Linked DNA regions of Homo sapiens: region 1 is linked to region 2. Evidence: chromatin contacts called from ENCODE Hi-C data. All regions are on one chromosome and are shown on one strand. The core of a region is the stretch at or near the end of the contact, and the rest is flanking DNA. Distances in the headings are between cores, read along the strand shown. Region 1 holds the start of IFNAR2 (interferon alpha and beta receptor subunit 2). Region 2 holds the start of SOD1 (superoxide dismutase 1).

Region 1 (5,331 bases), core at 367-2,866, 1.6 Mb after region 2:
AAATCTTTTTCCTAATTATATAAGTAAGGATGTTTACTGTAGAATGTTTGGAAAGGAAACAAAATAAAAATCACCTACTATCATCCAATCTGCAATAAGTCATAGTTAAGGTTTTGACATAGTTTTATTTTTAATATATATGTTTATATAAAAGAGTGCATGCAGCACATGGAGTTTGGTATTGGATTTCTCCCATTTTCAGAGGCTATTTCTGCAAATTCTCTAAAACTGTGGCTGAAAATATTTTCAATGTTGAATGTCTTTTATAAGAAATAGGATCCTAGATAAGTTCCCTTCAGATCGTATGGGGCTGGTGGGAATTCTGCCAAGGGTCACATAAGAGGCAGGACCGTGACATCCTCTTTATGATCACCCTTGTGCCTAGCCTTAAAGGAGTATCAGCAAATGTTGGTTGACTTCATAGATTAAAAGGCTCATTTTTCCCATCTACAAAAAGTATGAAACATCCTCCTCCTCCCTTTCCTAGGAGGCCAGAAAGCTGAACGAGAGATTAAATACTCAGTTAAAACAATTTAGGTGGTTAGTGTATCTTTTCCCTCTCCTTCAAAAAGATATTAACATTTCCATTTTAGTAGCTGTAATGTTTAGAATATACATACATTTTACTTGAAAGCTGCCTCATAGTCTATTTTGGTTTTGGATTTTCTTTTTTTTTTCGTTTTTCTTGAGACAGAGTTTCGCTCTTGTCTCCCAGGCTGGAGTGCAATGGTGCAATCTCAACTCACTGCAACCTCCACCTCCCAGGTTCAAGCAATTCTCCTGCCTCAGGCTCCCAAGTAACTGGGATTACAGGCGCCCGCCACCACGCCCAGCTAATTTTTGTATTTTTAGTACAGACAGGGTTTCACCATGTTGGTCAGGCTGGGTCTTGAAGTCCTGACCTCAGATGGTCCATCTGCCTTGGCCTCCCAAAGTGCTGAGATAACAGGTGTGAGCCACCGCTCCCGGCCTCATAGTCTATTTTAGAAGTTGACAGGCTATAAATAACAAGCAGACAAATTAATGAAGAACATCTGTCTTTCTGCCTATCCCGAAACACGTTGATCAGTGGGGGGTCGAGGGAAGGGTAGGAGTATGGAGAAGAGACCCGCGGAGAAGAGGGGAGAATCTACAACGGATAATGTTGTAGATATTTACAACATTTACTCAATGGTAGGTATTTTTATCCTCGTTTTACTAGTTGGAGAATTATATCATGCAGGTTTATACAATTAACAAGTGGGGGAGCCAGGAGAGAACCCATTCACTCTTTAGTTCATTCATTCATTCAGTCAGTCAACACATCTTTGGGTGTCTTCTAAATGCCAGGCACTATTCTAACCCCTAAGGATACTTCAGTAAACAAAACAGTCCCAAATTCTTCCCCTATGGAGCTTTCTCGGCGAAGGCGGGATTGGTTAGGAGCTGACAATCGGCAGCAGACGATTGTAAATGACCGGACCTTTTTTCTATTCTCCTGCCCAGCCCCCGGCCCGGCCTCCGCCTCCGGCCCTGCTCCAGCCCCGCCAGCGGCCCAGGACCCGCCCCTGGCTCCGGCCCCGCCCCTGGCTCCGCCCCCGCCCCCGCGCCGGCGGCGGCGCGGCGCCCGCGCTTCCGTATCGCTCCTCGTAGGCCGGGGCTCGGCGCGCGCACCCGCACTAAAGACGCTTCTTCCCGGCGGGTAGGAATCCCGCCGGCGAGCCGAACAGTTCCCCGAGCGCAGCCCGCGGACCACCACCCGGCCGCACGGGCCGCTTTTGTCCCCCGCCCGCCGCTTCTGTCCGAGAGGCCGCCCGCGAGGCGCATCCTGACCGCGAGCGTCGGGTCCCAGAGCCGGGCGCGGCTGGGGCCCGAGGCTAGCATCTCTCGGGAGCCGCAAGGCGAGAGCTGCAAAGGTAACGCAGCGTGGCGGGGTCGCGGGAGCGGAGCGCGTGGCCAGCTGACTGGAGGGAAAACGCCGCCTCCCTGCAGCGGTTCCCGGAATCCCCTCCGGTTCCCTCTCGCTCTCCCCGACTCCTCCTCCTCCTCCTGCCCTCCCTCTGCGTCTTGAGTATGCGGCTAGTGCGCCCTTCCTCTCTCCCGGGGCCGCACCTGCGACCCCAGGACCCCTCCCGGGCCCTGTCCTGCGCCCTCCACGCGTCGCCCCTGCTGGGAGTCCGCTTTCGTTGCACCCCTCCGCGTCCCACCCCACCCCACCAAGGATGCCCAGGATACCGGGCATTTGCCACTGCAAGATGTGAGTCGTTGCTAAGTTTGAGGGTCACATTCCTCCAGGTCCACCCCGCCTTGCAAAACCGGCTCACCAGCTGGGTGCTCAGGTTCGGGATCTCCAGCCCGCCCCCTTGAGGTCCCCTGGGATTAGCCCCCCTCGACCTGCGTCAGGGTCACAGACTGCAGCCGGGGCTGGAGCGGCCTACACCCCTCCGGATCCGCTGCGTGGAGGCAGGAGGGGGAAGGGGCGAGGGGACGTGGCCGCGGAGACAGAAGGGTGCACCCTCCCAGGGTCGGAGAGGGGAGATACTGGGAAGATACTCCGCGAATATGGAGAGGCGATCGGCACTTGCATTTCAACCCTGAGCAAATCAATCCGTTACACGCAGTAGCGAGTTGACTCCATCAGCCCGTTTATTTGGTTAGCGATGGTTATATTGACTCTGAGTATTCCCACCTCCTTTCTTTTAACATTTTTTTTTTTATTTCCTTGTTTTGTTTAGCAAGAAGTCTTAGAAACGAATATAGCATGCTTGGGCGTTGATTCAGTGGTGAGAAGTGCCGGAGCTGGCTCAGGGAGAGGTGGAGTTTCCCATGTGTGCTCACTGGCCCAGGGGCTAAGTCCCACTGCTTGCCAAGGTTTCTCAGTATCCTGTCCACCCACCCCCTATCCACCTGTGCAGGCTTGAGGGGGTGAGGGGGTAGCAGATACTCTATCAAAATCTACCCTAAGGAAAATATTCGATAAACACTCCTAGCAATTAGGGCATAGCTGATAAGGCTTGATCTGTTTGTCGCAGAAAATGACTTGAACTTGTAAGTTCTATTGTTCATAAAGTTGTTTTCCACAATTTTAGATAATCAAAAATGTACATGACTCATTTTTCTTACCTATTATTTCCTCTAAAGTTTCTCATGTATTTATTGAAAAGTTAAAGAAAATCTGATTTTGGTTCACATAATTTGACAATGGTGATTTGTCTAAAAGTCATTTCAAAAAGTAGTATGAAAAGGATCATAACCCTAGAGGTACTGTCATAGACGTGAAACATTTATTAAAATATATATTCCATGGCTCACACTTGCACACTCAAAGCCACATTGGACTCATTTTTTCTGCTACCTTTATAAACCTTCAAACTGTTCAAGAGTCAATGGTATGTATCATCTTCCGTTATCAATCATCATGTTTTGTTTTGTTTGGTTTGGTTTGGTTTGGTTTGGTTTTTGACAAAGTCTCGCTCTGTCGCGCAGGCTGGAGTGCAGTGGCACTGTCTTGGCTCACTGCAACCTCCCCCTCCTGGGTTCAAGCGATTCTTCTGCCTCAGCCTCTTGAGTAGCTGAGATTACAGGCGTGTGCTACTACGCCTGGCTAATTGTATTTTTAGTAGAGATGGGATTTCCACTATGTTACCCAGCCTGGTCTGGAACTTCTGACCTCAAATGATCCACCTGCTTTGGACTCCCAAAGTGCTAGTATTACAGGCTCAATCATCATGTTTTATCAAAGCTAAAACCCAAACTAAAATGCCATTGCTTATAAGATGCACTTTCATTTTATGTAATGAAGTAAGAAAAAACACTGTCAATCATGCTATGCCATGCCACCAGAATGAAAGCATTCTGATTTCAGAAATTCTCAAATGTTAAAAGAAAATGGGCATTTTATAATTTGTGAAATATTAGTGAGTTAGAGCAGAGCTTGACGGCACTGGCCCTGAGGGTCCTTCTTCTTCCTTTGGAAGAATGAAACTGGGGGCTATGCAATTCAGGGAAGAATAAAGGAAAAACAGGTAATTGGCAGAGGAGGTTGGCTGACTTAGAGGTATGGAAAAGACAAAACAAAGGAGGGAAAAAGAGAGGTATGTATGATGGGGAGGAGTTCAGAGCCACTGAAAATTTTCTCTGGCCCTAACAGGAAAACGAGTTACCCCACAAGCCAGGGTTTTATCATCTGGTACGTGGAGATATCCATCAGCATTGTCATTGGTTTTCATTTGTTTGTTTTTAATTCTCAAGTTTAAAAAAAAATTTAAAATTTAAATGTGTCTCAACCACCAGAAACTATAGTGAGATTTCTCTGTAATAAATAGGAAAGAAGGAGACTGATCCAGTCCTTGTTAAAAAAAAAAAAAAGAGGAAACTGAATCACAACATACTTTGCTTTTTTCTTTTCTCACAAAGGAACAGTGGGCCCTTTATGCTGGGTGAAGGTGAGTGAGATGGGGGAAGGTTCACTGGGCACCAACCTTCTGGGCTAGAGAAATTGCCCAGGCTTTACAGAACAAGCTGGAATCAGATAAAGTTGTGGAAAGGAAGTCGAGGTTTCACTCTGCCATATCAGTAGGAGGTACTAAAGCCAAACTAGTAGCAGCAAAGTGAACAGAAATGGTAAGGGGGAAAAATAGGAAAGGAAAGAACAACGTGGATTGCAAGACGTCTTACTAAAAACAAAGAATTACACTTGGAACAGAAGAAATTCATTACCATTGCCTTACACTGTGCAACAACTTGATAAAAATATAAATCCAATAAAACAAACTCAAAGATGAGAAAATTGTAAACTGGAGATGAAAAGGGAGATTGCAGACCTAAAGGAAAATTGAAGACCGTAAAAACATAGTGACAGAATAAATAAGTCAGGAGAAAGAACAGAAGCAATACTGCTGAAAATAAAAGTATTTTAATAGAAGAAAGCCCAGTAAGGAAGCCCAGTAAATTCAACTGAAAAGGGACAAAGATTAAGAAGAAAGAAGCTATTATGAAAGACAAAATACAATCAAGAATTGGGACCACTGAAGTCCCAGATGTAGAGAAGTCAACAAATGGGACAGAAAATTCAAATAAAAATAAGTCCAAAGAAAGCTTATTGAGATGAAGAAAAAATGGTCTGTAGGCCAAAGGAACATGCCATGTTCCAGAAAATGTCATGTGGGAATACGGAAGCACTACGATATCTTAAACTATTTAAATTCAAAGAAAAAGATTTAGGAATCTAAGAAGAAAAAGTAAAGGAGGGAAAAACAAAATCAAGCTCGCCTCAGACTTCAGTGCAGCACTAAATGCCAGACTATGATGGTTGTGAGGAAACAGTTCCAAGGGAAAGAAACTTTTCCGAGG
Region 2 (5,243 bases), core at 1,534-4,033:
ACTGCAGCCTCAACCTCCTGGGCCCACGCGATCCTCCTACCTCAGCCTCCCAAGTAGCTTGGACTACAGGGGTGTACCACCATGCCCGGCTAATTACATGTGCCAGATTCAACCCACGTTCCAGGGTTCCAAACAACCAAGGCTCTATCATCCTGTCTTAACAAATATACCTTCATAAAGACCTGGAAGGCAGGTTGAAATGTGGAATTCTTGGACTTCTTTCAGTTCTACGTAGAAGGGTAGCAGTGGAGAGCTGGCTGCCTGCCCGCCCCTGGCCTTTCCTCCTTTCCCCACCCCTGCTCCTTGTGGCACTGGGCAGGGCCTACGTTCAAGGCTAGCAGTGTACTCAACAAGGGACAGTCCCTGTGTGGCCTGTTCAGGATCCTATACACAGGCTCAGGGCTCTTTGGGCAGGAAATTCCAGGATCCGGGTACTCAAGTGGTGTTCTAAACAGTGGTTCTTGGCCGGGTGTGGTGGCTCACACCTGTAATCCCAGCACTTTGGGAGGCCGAGGCTGGCAGATCACTTGAGGTCAGGAGTTCGAGACCAGCCTGGCCAACATGGTGAAACCCCATCTCTACTAAAAATACAAAAACTTAGCCAGGCATGGTGTGCACGCCTGTAGTCCCAGCTACTCGGGAGGCTGAGGCAGGAGAATCACTTGAACCCAGCAGGCGGAGGTTGCAGTGAGCTGAGATTGCACCACTGCACTCCAGCCTGGTGACAGAGTGAGACTCCATATCAAAATAAATACATAAATAAATAAAAACAGTGATTCTTAACTGGGAGTGATTTGGCAACGTCTGGAATTATTTTTGGTTATCCCAGCCTGGCAGGGAGGGACAGGGTATTACTGGCATCTAGTGAGTAGGGGCTAGGGATTCTACTGAACATCCTACAGTGTACAGGACAGCCTCCACAGCAAAGAACTGTCTGGCCCAAAATGTCCATAGTGCCCACATTCGATGCCCTGCATTAGGAAGATATAAATACTCTTAAATATCACAGAGTTAAATTCCTTACCCCTGTTCTAGCAGAGATGATATTCTTGCGGGGGGAGCATCTTCTTGGCTTCAACACATTCTTTTCTCCATGGGAGATGATGCCAGAAGAGGGACAGAACAGGGCCCAGTAAAGCATGGGGCCTGGGGCCAGGGACCCCCTTGTTCAGGTGTGACGACCATCCTACGAAGGCACCACCCAGGCATCATTAGACCGTCTCAAAAGAAGAGTAATTCACTGTCCCAAAGCAGCTCTCTCGTGTCTGTGGGCGGATCCCTTGGCAAGTTTACAATGAACTGAAATCTGCCGAACTTCCTGGAACCCAAAGAAACTTTAGCCTTGGGCAAAGGCCCTTTGGCCAGCATTTGCACTGTTTATGCAACCGTTTAGAATATACGAATTATCTGGAGACTACTACCAAATACAACAGGCAAAACTGCAAATATGTATACTTCCTAGAGGATGATAAAAAAATGTGAATTGTATTTCTCTGATAGAGGATGCATTAGAGTCTGAGGGTCTAAATAGCGTAAATAATAAATAAGTAAATAAATCGATAGTAGTGTACTCCAAACGAGGCTGGAATAGCTTCTATTGTTGTTTCACACTGGACTTCAATTAAGTCTCAGTATTTTGCCATACTCAATATTAAGTACTAGGCTGGACGTGGTGGCTCATGTCTGTAATCCCAGCACTTTGGGAGGCCGAGGTGGGTAGATGGCTGGCTTGAGCTCAGGAGTTTGAAACCAGCCTGGGCAACATGGTAAAACCCCATCTGTACCCAAAATACAAAAATCAGCCAGGTGTGGTGGCACATGCCTGTGGTCCCAGGTACTTGGGAGGCTGAGGCAGGAGGATGGCTTGAACCCAGGAGGTGGAGGCTGCAGTGAGCTATGATGGCGCCACTGCACTCCAGCCTGGGTGACAGAGCGAGACCCTGTCTCAAAAATCAAACAAACAACCCCCTCGCCCCGGACAAAAGTAGTTTGCACTATTTTCTCATTTCACAATATGTTTTTGAAATATTTCCCTTGAAAGGTAAGTCATATTTATCATTCCTGTTGTATGGAGGCATCATAAATTATTTCACCATTCTACCCTCCTTGAGTGTTGTGGCCTTTAGGCCAGACAAAAACGCAGGTGATGCCTAGAAGCCAACTAGTTGCCGTTTGGTTATCTGTAGGGTTGTGGCCTTGCCAAACAGGAAAAATATAAAAAGAATACCGAATTCTGCCAACCAAATAAGAAACTCTATACTAAGGACTAAGAAAATTGCAGGGGAAGAAAAGGTAAGTCCCGGGATTGAGGTGTAGCGACTTTCTATACCCTCAGAAAACTAAAAAACAAGACAAAAAAATGAAAACTACAAAAGCATCCATCTTGGGGCGTCCCAATTGCTGAGTAACAAATGAGACGCTGTGGCCAAACTCAGTCATAACTAATGACATTTCTAGACAAAGTGACTTCAGATTTTCAAAGCGTACCCTGTTTACATCATTTTGCCAATTTCGCGTACTGCAACCGGCGGGCCACGCCCCCGTGAAAAGAAGGTTGTTTTCTCCACATTTCGGGGTTCTGGACGTTTCCCGGCTGCGGGGCGGGGGGAGTCTCCGGCGCACGCGGCCCCTTGGCCCCGCCCCCAGTCATTCCCGGCCACTCGCGACCCGAGGCTGCCGCAGGGGGCGGGCTGAGCGCGTGCGAGGCGATTGGTTTGGGGCCAGAGTGGGCGAGGCGCGGAGGTCTGGCCTATAAAGTAGTCGCGGAGACGGGGTGCTGGTTTGCGTCGTAGTCTCCTGCAGCGTCTGGGGTTTCCGTTGCAGTCCTCGGAACCAGGACCTCGGCGTGGCCTAGCGAGTTATGGCGACGAAGGCCGTGTGCGTGCTGAAGGGCGACGGCCCAGTGCAGGGCATCATCAATTTCGAGCAGAAGGCAAGGGCTGGGACGGAGGCTTGTTTGCGAGGCCGCTCCCACCCGCTCGTCCCCCCGCGCACCTTTGCTAGGAGCGGGTCGCCCGCCAGGCCTCGGGGCCGCCCTGGTCCAGCGCCCGGTCCCGGCCCGTGCCGCCCGGTCGGTGCCTTCGCCCCCAGCGGTGCGGTGCCCAAGTGCTGAGTCACCGGGCGGGCCCGGGCGCGGGGCGTGGGACCGAGGCCGCCGCGGGGCTGGGCCTGCGCGTGGCGGGAGCGCGGGGAGGGATTGCCGCGGGCCGGGGAGGGGCGGGGGCGGGCGTGCTGCCCTCTGTGGTCCTTGGGCCGCCGCCGCGGGTCTGTCGTGGTGCCTGGAGCGGCTGTGCTCGTCCCTTGCTTGGCCGTGTTCTCGTTCCTGAGGGTCCCGCGGACACCGAGTGGCGCAGTGCCAGGCCCAGCCCGGGGATGGCGACTGCGCCTGGGCCCGCCTGGTGTCTTCGCATCCCTCTCCGCTTTCCGGCTTCAGCGCTCTAGGTCAGGGAGTCTTCGCTTTTGTACAGCTCTAAGGCTAGGAATGGTTTTTATATTTTTAAAAGGCTTTGGAAAACAAAAATACGCAACAGAGACCGTTTGTGTGACACTTTGCAGGGAAGTTTGCTGGCCTCTGTTCTAGGTCATGATTGGGCTGCAAGGGCAGAGAAGGTAGCCTTGAACAGAGGTCCTTTTCCTCCTCCTAAGCTCCGGGAGCCAGAGGTTTAACTGACCCTTTTGGGGATTTTTGAGGGCAGTGATCTTAACTTTGGGTGCACAGTTAGCTTATTTGAAGATCTTACTAAAAATACACCAGAGCCCAACCTCCGACCAATTACATCAAAACCTGTCCTAGTGCAGGGTGAGTATTGCTGTTTTTTGAAAGTTTCCAAAAGTGATTTTGATGTGCACCTACGATTGAGAACTGTCGTTTGAGGACAGTGGGTGGAGTTTCGTATTTGGAAATTAGAAGACCTGGAGTTTCCATTACACCGAATTGGCACTTAATAACTGTTGTCGGAGCATTTCTTAAGCCACATTTTCGTAAAGTGGCTTTAAAATTGCTCTGCCAGTAGGCAGGTTGCTAAGATGGTCAGAGACAAACTTCTGAACGACTCTTGTAAAATATACAGAAATATTTTCAGAACTTTTATCAGTAAAATTACAAAACGTGTTGCAAGGAAGGTGCTTGTGATAACACTGTCCCCAGAACCTTAGTGAAGTTACCAACTGGTGGAAAATTTTCTCTTGCACTCGGCTTAAAAATCATGAGGGAATATTTACTATACGAATGAGATTCAGTCTTTAAAGGGGTTTACAGAAACGTGAGAGGACAGGAACAGTTAGTCTGTGTAAATGTCTGAAATATATGTGAGGGAGATAATGAGTTTAGCCTTTTTCTTTAATAGGTCTCCAGATTTTCTGGAAAAGGTTCTTTGGCATTTGACTCCATTTTGCTGTTTCATTTGTCAGACTTCTTTTTGTCCCTCTTTACTTCTCCCCACATAATTCACCAGTACTAGTGTTTTGTTTTTCAGACCAAGTCTCGCTCTGTCGCCCAGGCTGGAGTGCAGTGGCGCGATCTCAGCTCACTGCAACCTCCGCCTCCCAGGTTCAAGCAATTCTCCTGCCTCAGCCTCCCGGGTAGCTGGGACTACAGGCGCGCGCCGCCACGCCTGGCTAATTTTTTATATTTTAGTAGAGACGGCGTTTCACCATGTTGGCCAGGATGGTCTCGATCTGTTGACGTCGTGATCCACCCGCCTCGGCCTCCCAAAGTGCTGGGATTACAGGCGTGAGCCACCCCGCCCGGCCACCAGTGCTATTCTTAAGACGCCTCTGAGGAATCCCTTCTCCCTGGCCATTGAGAATCCATGCATGAACCCAGGTTTTCCACCTTCCCTGAGCAGCTTGCATAGTTCCTTCTTTTAAGCGCCTGACTTCGTTTTGTTTGGTGCCCGTTGTACCTGAGAATGAGCCTTGGATAGTGGAGCATTCCAGCTTTCCAGATATGCAGAGATAATACATTGGCTATCAGCTACTTGGCTTGGCCTATTCCGTGTTTAAAATCTTGGACTCTTTGCTAGTTTTTACAGATCAGAATTTTTCACGTATTAATCCAGTTTTCCTAGCTTCTCTTGAAGAATTTTTGGAGATCTCTTCATACTGAGCCTTCATTAGCCCAGGACAGTACTGCTGTAGCAGTTCATATATTTTTTCGCTTCCCAGGCCTGTGTTATTCACTTAAGTTCATAGCCTGGTCCCTGCAGGGTTGTACCCGAGCACAGCTACTTAGATGTCCTGAA

The links. A loop is a pair of places that touch in the nucleus more often than their neighbours do. Pooled maps may share reads with other maps.
Region 1: a pooled map shows a loop between it and region 2 (5-fold over the local background). The contact joins the promoter of IFNAR2 here to the promoter of SOD1 in region 2. A Hi-C loop is called at or near these places in 6 of 50 pooled maps.

What each region holds. Positions count from the first base shown.
Region 1 is chr21:33,228,322-33,233,652 of GRCh38, forward strand. It overlaps IFNAR2 (interferon alpha and beta receptor subunit 2), which reads left to right and starts at 1,617. Exons shown (of 9, transcript NM_001289125.3): 1 at 1,617-1,895. It overlaps IFNAR2-IL10RB (IFNAR2-IL10RB readthrough), which reads left to right and starts at 1,617. Exons shown (of 13, transcript NM_001414505.1): 1 at 1,617-1,895. RefSeq lists silencers at 1,434-1,893, 1,954-2,013, 2,034-2,083, 3,306-3,495.
Region 2 is chr21:31,656,910-31,662,152 of GRCh38, forward strand. SOD1 (superoxide dismutase 1) reads left to right here and starts at 2,784. Exons shown (of 5, transcript NM_000454.5): 1 at 2,784-2,932. The coding sequence starts at 2,861. It overlaps SOD1-DT (SOD1 divergent transcript), which reads right to left and starts at 3,115. Exons shown (of 3, transcript NR_187558.1): 1 at 2,488-3,115; 2 at 1,025-1,186. RefSeq lists silencers at 2,397-2,716, 2,987-3,266 and enhancers at 3,427-3,626, 4,126-4,635, 4,636-5,144.